Linked DNA regions of Mus musculus: region 2 is linked to region 1. Evidence: chromatin loops called from intact Hi-C (ENCODE). Cell type or tissue: gastrocnemius. All regions are shown on one strand. Each heading gives the region's core, and the rest is flanking DNA. Links, peaks and the distances in the headings are about the cores only. Region 1 overlaps Pten (phosphatase and tensin homolog). Region 2 holds the start of Pten (phosphatase and tensin homolog).

Evidence for each region. Peaks named below come from ENCODE experiments on the same cell type or tissue, not always from the same donor. Only the 100,000 strongest peaks of a DNase experiment are listed, where the experiment ranks them.
Region 2: a loop joins it to region 1, with 2.2 times the contacts of the local background. A loop is called at or near these places in 11 of 42 quality-filtered maps.

Annotation. Positions count from the first base shown.
Region 1 is chr19:32,805,047-32,810,421 of GRCm38, reverse strand. All of the region lies in intron 5 of Pten (phosphatase and tensin homolog), which reads right to left. Among named protein-coding and RNA genes, the nearest start is that of Pten, 50 kb to the right of the region's middle. In gastrocnemius, for the core only: no CTCF peak of the experiment used is centred there; no DNase peak of the experiment used is centred there.
Region 2 is chr19:32,753,703-32,759,077 of GRCm38, reverse strand. It overlaps Pten (phosphatase and tensin homolog), which reads right to left and starts at 1,501. Exons shown (of 9, transcript NM_008960.2): 1 at 555-1,501. The coding sequence starts at 633. It also overlaps the pseudogene Gm36566. In gastrocnemius, for the core only: CTCF peaks have their summits at 1,503 and 3,222; DNase peaks (open chromatin) are centred at 2,555, 2,847, 3,253, 4,517 and 3 more places; H3K4me3 peaks cover 3,884 bases; H3K27ac peaks cover 4,373 bases.

The DNA.
Region 1 (5,375 bases), core at 295-5,294:
CAATTCATTCACTAATGAGTTAATATTTTTCTATTCACAATATAACAGTAAAAAAGTCAATATAAGGCAAATAATAAGCATTTAATCTAACAGTTTAAAGTAAACAGCAGTTTTGGCATGGCAGTACCCTCTTGTAATCTCGGTACTTGGGTACAACCAAAATCGTAAGTTTAAGGCCAGCTTGACCTATGTGAGGCCCAGTCTCAACAAACAGAATTGCAGAAAATAGGTATTTTATGTTAATAAGAAAAAGGTATTACAATGCTCTTTAGTTTACTGATGGCCTCTCAACTTCTACTGTGATAAGGACTCTAGACACAGACACCCTTCTGCTGGGGAAGAAGACAGCATACAAGCTAAGAAGTATAGAAGGAATACGATGTCTAGCAAATACAGGTATATGAACTCTGACCCCACCCTCTTCCCCTCTCTCTGTCTTTCTCTGTTTCTCTGCTCCATATGTGTATCAAAATGGATAAGTGGCAGTATACAACTTTAATTCCAGAATTCAGGAGGAAGAAAGAAGCTGGTGGATCTCTGTGCATTCCAAGCCAACAGGGCTACAAAGAGAGACCCCGTCTCAAAAACAAAAACAAACAAACAAAAATGGATATAAACCACTTGAAATCATGATTGGCAATTTAAGACTTTGGCTAGAGTGAAAAATCACATACTAAATAGTCAAAGCTTATATTTGAATTCTGAGAAAATATAAACTTCCAATTTGCTTCTTTAAAAAAATTAATACAATAATACAAACCTCCTTAATAGAATTTACATGAGGATAAACCAGCAAATTCAGTTATATAAAAGAAGTTAAAATAAACAAAAAAATATAGTAGCTGATAATGTTCAGATGGCATTTCTCCTGCTCTCTAGCTTTTGGTACACATTTCACACTTGTGTACAGCAATAAACAGATTCTCAAGTGATGGGAAGGACACCTATTATCACAAGCATTTATATGCTCATCCTTTTGAAAAAAGCTGGGTTGATATGTAAGTAAACAATTCTCAGATCAACAGCAGTTGTGTGAATAGAGCTCACAGAGCTCACAGGCAGTGGTGATACAGAGGGAAGCTTGCACCATACTAAGGCCTAGGCAGCAAGGCGAGGCCAGAGCATCGTACACCCCTAGGACTTAACTGCCTAGCTAAACACAAACATGTGCTACATTATTCATCTTTGAGACAGTTACAAAAACCCAGATTTAACCCTAAACACTATTAAAAAAAACACCAGTTCTCTTTCTTGTAGTCAATGTTCGATTTGCTAGCCCAAATAGTTCAGCATTTCCTCAGTTCACTCCTTTATATTTTTGTTTCATTTTCTACTGGTGAATAATCAATGTATCTTTCTTCAAATGGCTCAAAAATTATTGAAGAAAATGGCTTTAAATTTCCATAATGACCTGAATTAAACTTCAAACTATAGTTCCACTCAACTGTCAAGACAGGTAACAGGGCTCTACTTTCCAAGCTTGTGGGATTTGTAGTTAATCTGGTGAGTTATTAACCTAAGCAAGTGGGCACTGCAAAGCACTCAGGTGCCGACTCTATCACTGTCTTCAGTGTGCACATATTTACTTTGCGCCTCCTCCGAGTCTAGCTTTTTATTTTCCTTCTCTAGCATTTGCTTAACAAAGTTGACTCCTTTTGGCACAGACGTTCGTAACAGCTCAGTGTCCGTATGAAGTGTCTCCTGTGTGAGTGTAAAATGACATCTTTGATCAGTTTTATGGTTTTTATTATAATGCTATTCCGATAAGAAAAGCCTGCCTTGGAATTTTACATTTTCCTAGTGTATTTTTCATTAATTCTTCTTTTATAAGCCTTGGCTACTTGATGCTAATTACTTTTTCTCTTTTTGGTTTTCAAGATAAGAGTTTCTTTGTGTCTTGAAACTCATACTTCCCAAGTGCTCGGGATTTAAGGTGTGTTCCACCATGCCTGGCTGGCTCTTTGAAAAACAGACTTATATGGAGGACATACATCTTTGAGATCTATACTACTGTCATAAGACTACTATACGGGATTAGCACGGAACAACACAGTGTGTGTGTGTATATATATATGTATATATAATGTATGTTCATCCTCTATGCATTCAGATTCTAGATGATCTTCTAGAAGGTAAATTCACAACTTAGAGTCCTTAAAGAAGTAATTTTCTATTTGAGCAAACTTTCTTAATAAACTGGAAAATATTTTCCAAGTCTAAACTCATAAATAAAAGTTTCAACCTAAAAAGTATTTGCTTGAAGAGGAAAAACCTACATTCTGAATGACCACAATAAACAAGGCAGTAATTCAATAAACAAAAGAATGTGGTTACTAATACTATGACAATAGTAGTTATTGTAGATATTTTCTAATATTCAAAACATATTTCTATTATTCCCATAAAATTACAAGGTATATATTATCACATATCTTATGTTTTAAGACAGGGTCTCATTATGTACCCCAGAATGGTCTCAAAATAGGTATTCTATTGCTTCAGGCTCCAACAGTGGAGATTATAGGCCTCTGTGACACCACAGCCAACCATTACAACCTCAATTTCCCCCCAGGGGAGAGCTGGCCTCAAACACACTGCAGGATCTGATGGTGGCTTTGACTCTTGATCCTCCTAACTCTACCTGCCAACTGCTGGGTCCCACGCACACTGAGGCCAGCCCTGCTGCCTCTACTTTAATAAGAAACAAGTAGGACTATACATGTTTATCTTGCTCAAATGCAGTACAGGACCTAAATGAATCTGACTCAGGTGACCTGAAAACAGGAATGCTATGCGATCTGAATGAAGCCATAACTTCTCTTAATTCAGTTTTTCCCCTTTATGAAGAACCTCTGAAGTTTGGAATACATAATGCTTCGAGTTCTATGGTAACTTACAGAATCTCTGTGACAAAAGTGACACAGATCATTTCTGGCCAACACTCTTTCCTCACCTGGATTTTCTTTAGAAGCTATAATGACAGTTTTGTGGTTTGGGGTGTTGGGCCTATTCTTCAATTCAGATATATGAATTTGTAAGAGGATTCCACTCACTAGCAAAAGTATTTGTTTCAAAAAAGAGGTAGATGTGGGCTGGAGAAATGGCTCAGTGGTTAAGAGCTCAATTCCCAGCAACCACATGGTGTCTTATAACCATCTGTAATGGGGTCTGATGCCCTCTTCTGGTGTGTTTGAAGACAGTGACAGTATACTCATATACATAAACAAATCTTACAAAAAAATAAAAAAATAAAAAGACACACCCTTTAAGCCAGGGAAATCAGAACCTATTCTAGGAACCTCTAGTCAAATGGGTGTTCTTTTACCACTGCAGTTAGTCAAGAGTGTAAGCCTAAAGCTACGGGACCATAGCTTGGTATTACTTGCAAAGATCCTTTCTGAATAAACATAGCCAAGAAAGAAAAGGGAAGAGTGTAGAAAGGAGAGGTTCCTGACACTTATTGAGCATTTAGATCCAGACCTGACCTTTTAGGTTCTATTAGTCAATAAACATCTCCCTTGTGTCTTCTCTGTCTCCTTCTCCTACTTGGGTTTCTCTTACCTAAAACTGAAAAACTCACACATTCAAAACAGCAATTTTTCTCTCTCTCTCTCTCTCTTTTTTTTTTTTTTTTTGGTGTTGGTTTCTATTTTAGGAATCAAAAAGAAAAGGAAAAAATTAAGTAGAGCTTAGTACAGCAGAGAGAATCCAAGGAACAAAATTAGGAAGCCAGGTGTTGAGTATGACAAAGAAAGACTATGAATCAGGGCAGTGTGGTCTTTGCAAATGGGTTTGTATTAAGTAACTGCTTAAATCTTTCAAAGCCTAAAACTGCACAGCTTTATGAATCAGTGGACTGCTAGATAGTAGATAATAGCCCAAACAGTATGCATCAGAAGAGAACACATGATAATTGACATTACAAGAAAATTATACTGAGTTTTTTGTTTTAGCAACAGCAACCACAACTTGTTTGATTTAAAAATAAGGACTAAGCAAGAAAATTTTATGATGAGGGGATTTAATAAGTAAAACAGGGGTAGGGGGATAACCTTGATAGTAGGTTATAAAAGTTCACTTCTCACAGAAAATAATGAAATCTCTTAAAATTAAGCTTGGCATTGTTATTTTAGTAAAGTTGACAAACTGAGGTAGTAAACTAATCACACACACACATTCTCTCTCACACACACTCACGTAGTCAAAACACACACACCTACCTAATAACCAACTTGTAAGCAAAGAAAAGGCAAACTGAAACGTTTCAATCCCTCCCCTAAGTTTAATAAGAGAACTAAGCATTAAGGTTACTTTCCTTGCCACTGCTGGAGGCCAGGGAGAACAGACACTACGTATGGTTAGTGGCAGTGTCTTCCCTCAAGTTTGGAAAGTTACTCCAAAACCTGCGCTCATTGCCATTCTGAAAAGGTCTTTCTTACACTCTCCTCATAGTTTACATCCCGCAAACCATGTATTGCAGCACTGAACCCTAAGTGCATTTGCAAACAGCAAGGCACACGTGGAAACCAACCCCAGAAGGTAATTTACAGCAGGAGGGGCTGGCGCGGGGTGTGTGTGTGTGTGTGTGTGTGTGTGTGTGTGTGCGCGCGCGCGCATGTGCAGTCAGTCGGGATTCACCCTCAGTGACTTTGGATTTGGATAATTTGCCACCTTTTCACAAAGGAAAATATCAACTATACAAGTAAATAATTCCCAGTAAAGTGGGCAACACACTTCTTTGACTGAATAAGGGTATGGGTCTTTGTTCCCTTGAGCAGTTACTTCGCCCTTGAGATATTTTTTCTTTATAGGAAGTAGCAACTGTTGAACTTCATTGCAATATTCAAAACCTGAAGTATTGTTCCAGCATTAAGAACACAATGCTACATTTTATGGTCAGCTTGCAAATCCAACCTGCATCATATCAAGACCTAACTACAGGACTCTGAGAAAGAAAGTACTATAAGTAAAAGCCAAAAAAAAAAAAACACACATTTTAGGCAAAGTCTACAATTTTTTCACAACAGGCCAATTGCCTCCTCCTTTAACATAAAAGAAAGAAGATGAGGATTCTGTACCAGAACACAAATTTCTTCAGCTTCTTATGGTCCCTCCATAGTTAAAATTACAAATATAAACAAAATAATACAGACAATTCTAATATGATTAACTACAAAGCAGATTTAAGTATTAATCTCCAGAAGTTCACATTTACAATCACAAAGTATAAATCCAGAAACAGCAAACACAACAAGCAGCACGAACGTAGCCACAGGGACTCCTAGCTAGTCTACAAGTCTGCAAGTCCACTGTGTGTCTACACTGCCACACTGAGTCATCAATTCTCTAAGATTCTTCTAGGAAGACTTCCTCAG
Region 2 (5,375 bases), core at 165-5,164, 51 kb after region 1:
GATGACTATGCTTATAAAGTTATGCAAATCAGTCCACAAGTCACATTTCAGAAAAATCTTCCAATGCAACCCAGGAAACTAAAAACAATCACTGCAAGATTCTGAGGCAACATGCCTACGTGCAGCACGGACTTTCATTTTAATCTCATCTACACCCTAGATCTAGGGCCCAAGTCACGATCTAATCGAAATATGCACAACCCAAAGCGTCTATTTTTTTTTTTTTTTTTAGTTCATTTAGAAGGCTGGATTGACGAGCTCGCTAATCCAGTGTACAGTACTCTGTATTACCGGACAATAGATTTTAAGAAGAGACCACAGAGCTCGACAAGAAAACAATCCGTGCCTTGACACTTGCAAGGAGGCATGAGTTCCGTCTAGCCGAACACTCCCTAGGTTGAATACACTGGAAGAGACACAATATGCACGATCTAGAAATGCGCCCAGAATTAAACGTTATAGTCACCCCAACTACAGAAATTTTTCGCATCCGTCTACTCCCACGTTATCAGAGTGACAGAAAAGCAAAGAGGAACAGCCGCAGAAATGGATACAGGTCAAGTCTAAGTCGAATCCATCCTCTTGATATCTCCTTTTGTTTCTGCTAACGATCTCTTTGATGATGGCTGTCATGTCTGGGAGCCTGTGGCTGAAGAAAAAGGAGGAGAGAGATGGCAGAAGCTGCTGGTGGCGAGGCTTCTTCTGCAGGATGGAAATGGCTCTGGACTTGGCGGTCGCTGATGCCCCTCGCTCTGCTGCCGCTTGGCCCTGGACCGCAGCCGGGTAATGGCTGCTGCGGCGGCTGCTGGATGGTTGCAGAGACTGGGCCTGCTTCTCCTCAGCAGCCAGAGGCCTGGCAGCCGAGGCAGCGGAATGGGGAGAAGACGGATAATCCTCGCAGCGGCTGCCTCCTCCGGCGGCCTCCGGAGCCCGGGCCAGGGGGGGTGCGGCGGCGGCGGACGGGAGGCTTAACACCGGCCCGGGTCCCTGGACGTGCCGCCGCCGCCGCCGCCGTGTTGGAGGCAGGAGAAGGGGAGAGAGCAACTCTCCGGCGTTCCCAGCCCTGGCAATGGTGACAGGCGACTCCGACCCCCTCCCCGGAGCCGCGGCCGCCGCCGCCGCTTCTCCCCCCCGCTCCAGGAGCGGGAGGTGCAGCCGCCGAGCCTGCGCCGGCTCCCGCTCGAGCCCACGGCTTCTTCCACCGTCTCTCTCCGAAGCTGCTCAGAAGCTGCCCGGTTAGAACAGACGACGAGGAGGCGAGGCCCGCCGCCGCTGCCGCCGCCGCCGCCCGGCCGGCTCCCCGAGGGCGCTGCCCCCGCGGCTGCTCACAGGCGCTGAGAGGGGCTCTGGGCCGTGGCCGCCGCCGTCTCTCATCTCCCTCGCCTGCGCCGGGCCTGGCCTCACAGCGGCTCAACTCTCAAACTTCCATCATGGCTGCAGCTTCCGAGAGGAGAGAGCTGAGCGCAGCCGCGTCCCGACGCCCAAGCGCGTATCCTGCCGCAGTGCACAAAGAGTCCCGCCACATCACCGTGCGCCGGCCAGCCCGCCCCCTCCGCCGCCCCGCCGGGAGAGCAGGGCGCCTCGGAAAGCCGGAGGGGAGGCGGGAGGCGGGCGGGAGGCGGGCGCTGAGCCGGGGACGGGGCGGGGCGGGGCGGGGCGTCGGAAGGGACAGGGGCGGGGAACGCCGCGGAGCATGCCCAGTGTGTCCGCGGCTCGCTCCCGGAGCTACGCCGGCTTTGGCCTCAGCGCAGAGAGACCCGGCAAAGGTACAACAGGCTGGGGCCGAGTGAGGGTGCGCTGAGCACAATCGCTGACCGCTCACAGGTGGATCGCACTAGCTGACCGCCTTGGTCGGTGCTCCGGGAGCCTCAGGGGCAGGATTATCCTTCCTGCGTCTGTCCCTGCGTTTCTTCGGAACGGCTTTCATTCCCTGCCCTGCGCTGTGGTCAGATTGCAGTGCTTCGCTAGGATTTGTCGGCGACAGTCTTTACCTAGATAACACACCTCTCCCCCTCACGGTGTCCTCAAGGTGTCAGTCTTTGCACAAAGAACAACCCCTATTGTGTCTCCCGCGTGGGTCACCTCATCGGGCTCCGGTTCCCTGCCCCGCCTCTTGCTTCCCAGGCAGCTGGGTTCATTTGCCCGAAAGATGAACGCTCCCAGCCAAGCATGATGATTGTGCATACGGGGCGTGTACATTCACATCTCCCCTGAGTTTCCAGGGCCCAAAGGACACCCCTGGTTGGACAAAGTGGGTCTCCGTGAATAGAGTGCACCTCACACACACCCCTCCACCGCCCGGTGATGAGACCCGCAGCTCCCCGCAGCGGTGGGTCTACCGGATCACAGCCAAGCTCAGTCTTCAAAGAGCTAAGCCCCCACCCCCAATCCCCACTTCGTGGCCGCTATGAAAACCCGGCAGAATTGGATCGCGATGGCCAGGTTCTGACCCTGTCGGACCTTGCATGTTCGAGGACCCGGTTACTGAGCCCGGGTGTGGAGTATGGGACGTTCGGAAGCTGCAGCCAGCGAGTGGGCGGGGCGAGCAGGCCTGGGAGGGCTCAAAGGCGAGGTGGAAGGATACATGAGCCGCGGTCGGAACTACTTTCAGGAGGAGGTCACGTGTGGTCCTAGTTGGGGAACTTTCCAAATTCCCATTCCCCTATCTGTGTGCTCCTGGGGCAGGAGCTTGGTCCCCTCTGCTCTATTAGGTGATCGCCCCCGCCTCCTTCTCCCGTGTGGTCTGCTGGACCCCTCTCTTGCCGGATCGGAGCAGAGAATAGCATCCACGAGCCGTCCGCAGGAGCGCTGTCGGGGCCGAGCGCCTGGGGAGCTGGTTACACAAGCAGCCACATCCAAGCACGTGCCCCCGCCACCCCTCTCTGCTGGCCGCCGCCGGTTTGTGCACGCTGACGCGGAGAGTCCCCAAGCTGTTCCTCCCTTTCGCTTGTAACCCATAGAGCTAGCCAGAAGGCCGGGACACGAGACTCCTGTTCTGGATCTGCCCACACCGCGCGTTCCCAACCGTGGGAGAAGAGGCCGGGCCCTAGGGGGAGGCGCGGGGCGGGGGTGGGGGGGATTGACGCATCTCCTTCGCTTAATGAGGTGAACCCTTTCTAGATCTGTACTCGCGGGGCAAAAGGGTATCTCCTGTTGCTGCTGGCTGGTTAGGCTTACCGATGTTGCAACAAACTTCCAGTCACTGCCCCTGAACTGGTGAGCGCGCCCCACCTACCGTAGACTCAGCCAAGTGACTTATCTGAGCACCTAGTCAATGGCTGTCAGCCCAGAACAAACCTGTCAAGTAAAAGCTTACTGCCGGGATTGGCTGACCTGTCGCGGTTGAGAGAGCTGGTTCAGAAATGCTGATAACTAGCGTACAGCCCCTCCTCCCCCACCAACCAGCCACAAAGCAAGCGATCACCTTGAGCTTGGAGGGAAAAAAAAAATGACATCAACTCCAATGTAGGTAGAGTTTTCTTCCTTATTGTTCTTTTCCCAGGGGACTTAATTCTCAGGATGCCAATCTGAGCCCTAAAGTATCTCTGAGTTGAGACCTAAGCTGAAACACTGGATCATTTTAGAAATCCGGAGGATAGTAGTCAGTTATGGATTTGCAATAATTGCGAGTAGGTGTCTAGGAAAGGCTAGCTGGGGGTTTAGAGTACAGGAGAAGGAAAATTTCATAGGTCCACACAGCATAGTTGCAGGCAGCCTCTGAAGTCTAGAAACCTCAAGAGGCTCGGCTCAGAGAGCTATGGGCCATTACCGAACTGCAGGACTGCTAATTAAACCGGGGATATTTACAGTTCTATTAGAGCTCTCTGAAGCTACTCAAACATTGCATTTAGATACATCCTTTAAAGATCTCTCCGCCAGAGATAGCAGCCCAAGCTAAGCCAGCGTTGATGTTTATTACAGGCTGTTTTGGGGCAAGGTTCTGGTCAGTAGAGGGAGGGCAGGGATGACCAATGAGAGCAATCTGAGAACAATAGCCGAGAGGCCTCTATTTGGTTTCTAACGATGTAAATAAATTCGGTTCACACAGCCTAATCTAAGATGGAGATCTAGTTTACACAGAATCCCCAATGTCAAAGTGTTAGCTGAGATGCACAGCAAAAACCTAAGTGGTGCTCAGCAGAGTGTCTACTACTGCTGTGGGGAAAAATAAGGATGAAGTTACATCAAGAGAAGTGGGTTGAAAAGGGGAAATGGCCCACATTCGTTCCTGTCCCCAGAGTCCCTGTTACTAGCATCACCCTCTTTTGCCTCTTCCCTGGAGGCATCTTGCGTGACATTACTCGGAGCGTCTAAGAAGCTCGGAAATCTTCCTCTAAAGAAAAAGAAAGACATTCATCCCTAAGCTTCCTGATGCCTGGCTGGAGGAAAAAAAAGGACCCGTTTCTGTTTCCAGAGCATCACTCCATAGAGCACAAGGAGGCGCATCCCAGCGCTGACCCCAGCCCACAAGCACCACCAAGTGAGGCAAGAAAGCCGAAAGCCAGCTAGCTGCTTCGCTCGGCTGCTCTGCAGGGCTGAAGGAACAGACACGCGGTGTTGGCAGGTGTGTGGGCCCCTCTGACATCAGCTGGCCACGCTGACAGCATCAGGCCTTGTTGGGAGTTTCTAAATACACCCCTACTTCCTTTCGCAGCAAATATGTTTCTGTGCAGCCTTTTAAAATTTTTTGGAGTTTTTCACATCTTTATTCCACTCAAAGGATGTGAGTAGGGCAAAAGGGAAAAAGTCCATATAGCAATTTTATATATATATATATATATATATATATATATATATATATATATATATGAAAATGTATATATTTATATGCTTGGCTGTACAGATATTACAATACACTGGTTTCCAAGTGCTTCATTTCCTCACCTGTCTGGATTTAAAACACTCAAGGGAGAAACAGAAGCTTATAACGAAGGGAGAATTATGTAAAGCTCTAGGGAGACTGACTATATAGAATAATTAGGGAGTATGATAAACCAGCTTTAATGATAGTTTCCAACAGCTGATTCCAGAACTCTATTGTTACTACATGCTAAAGATGTCCAAAGAAAATTCTTTCCCTTGATAAGTGGGACACCAAGAAGGGGATGTAGGTAATATAAATAGTTGATGTGTTGTTGTAGGCTCTGTGCAAAAGCATCTCGTGTGTGAGCACGCTGCTGCTGTAGTGCCTTTCTCCTTCCCCACATCTCTGACCCCTCAACAAGAGAGCTCAGTCTAGCGCTTTAATTTTTAAGCAAGCTTCTCTATTTTTATCAAAAAAAAGCATTTTCTAGATATATAATGGATTAGCTAGCACATTTGGCTTTGAATTTAAACTGCCCTGTTCTTCTACAGCTCTGAAAGCTTTCTTCTTA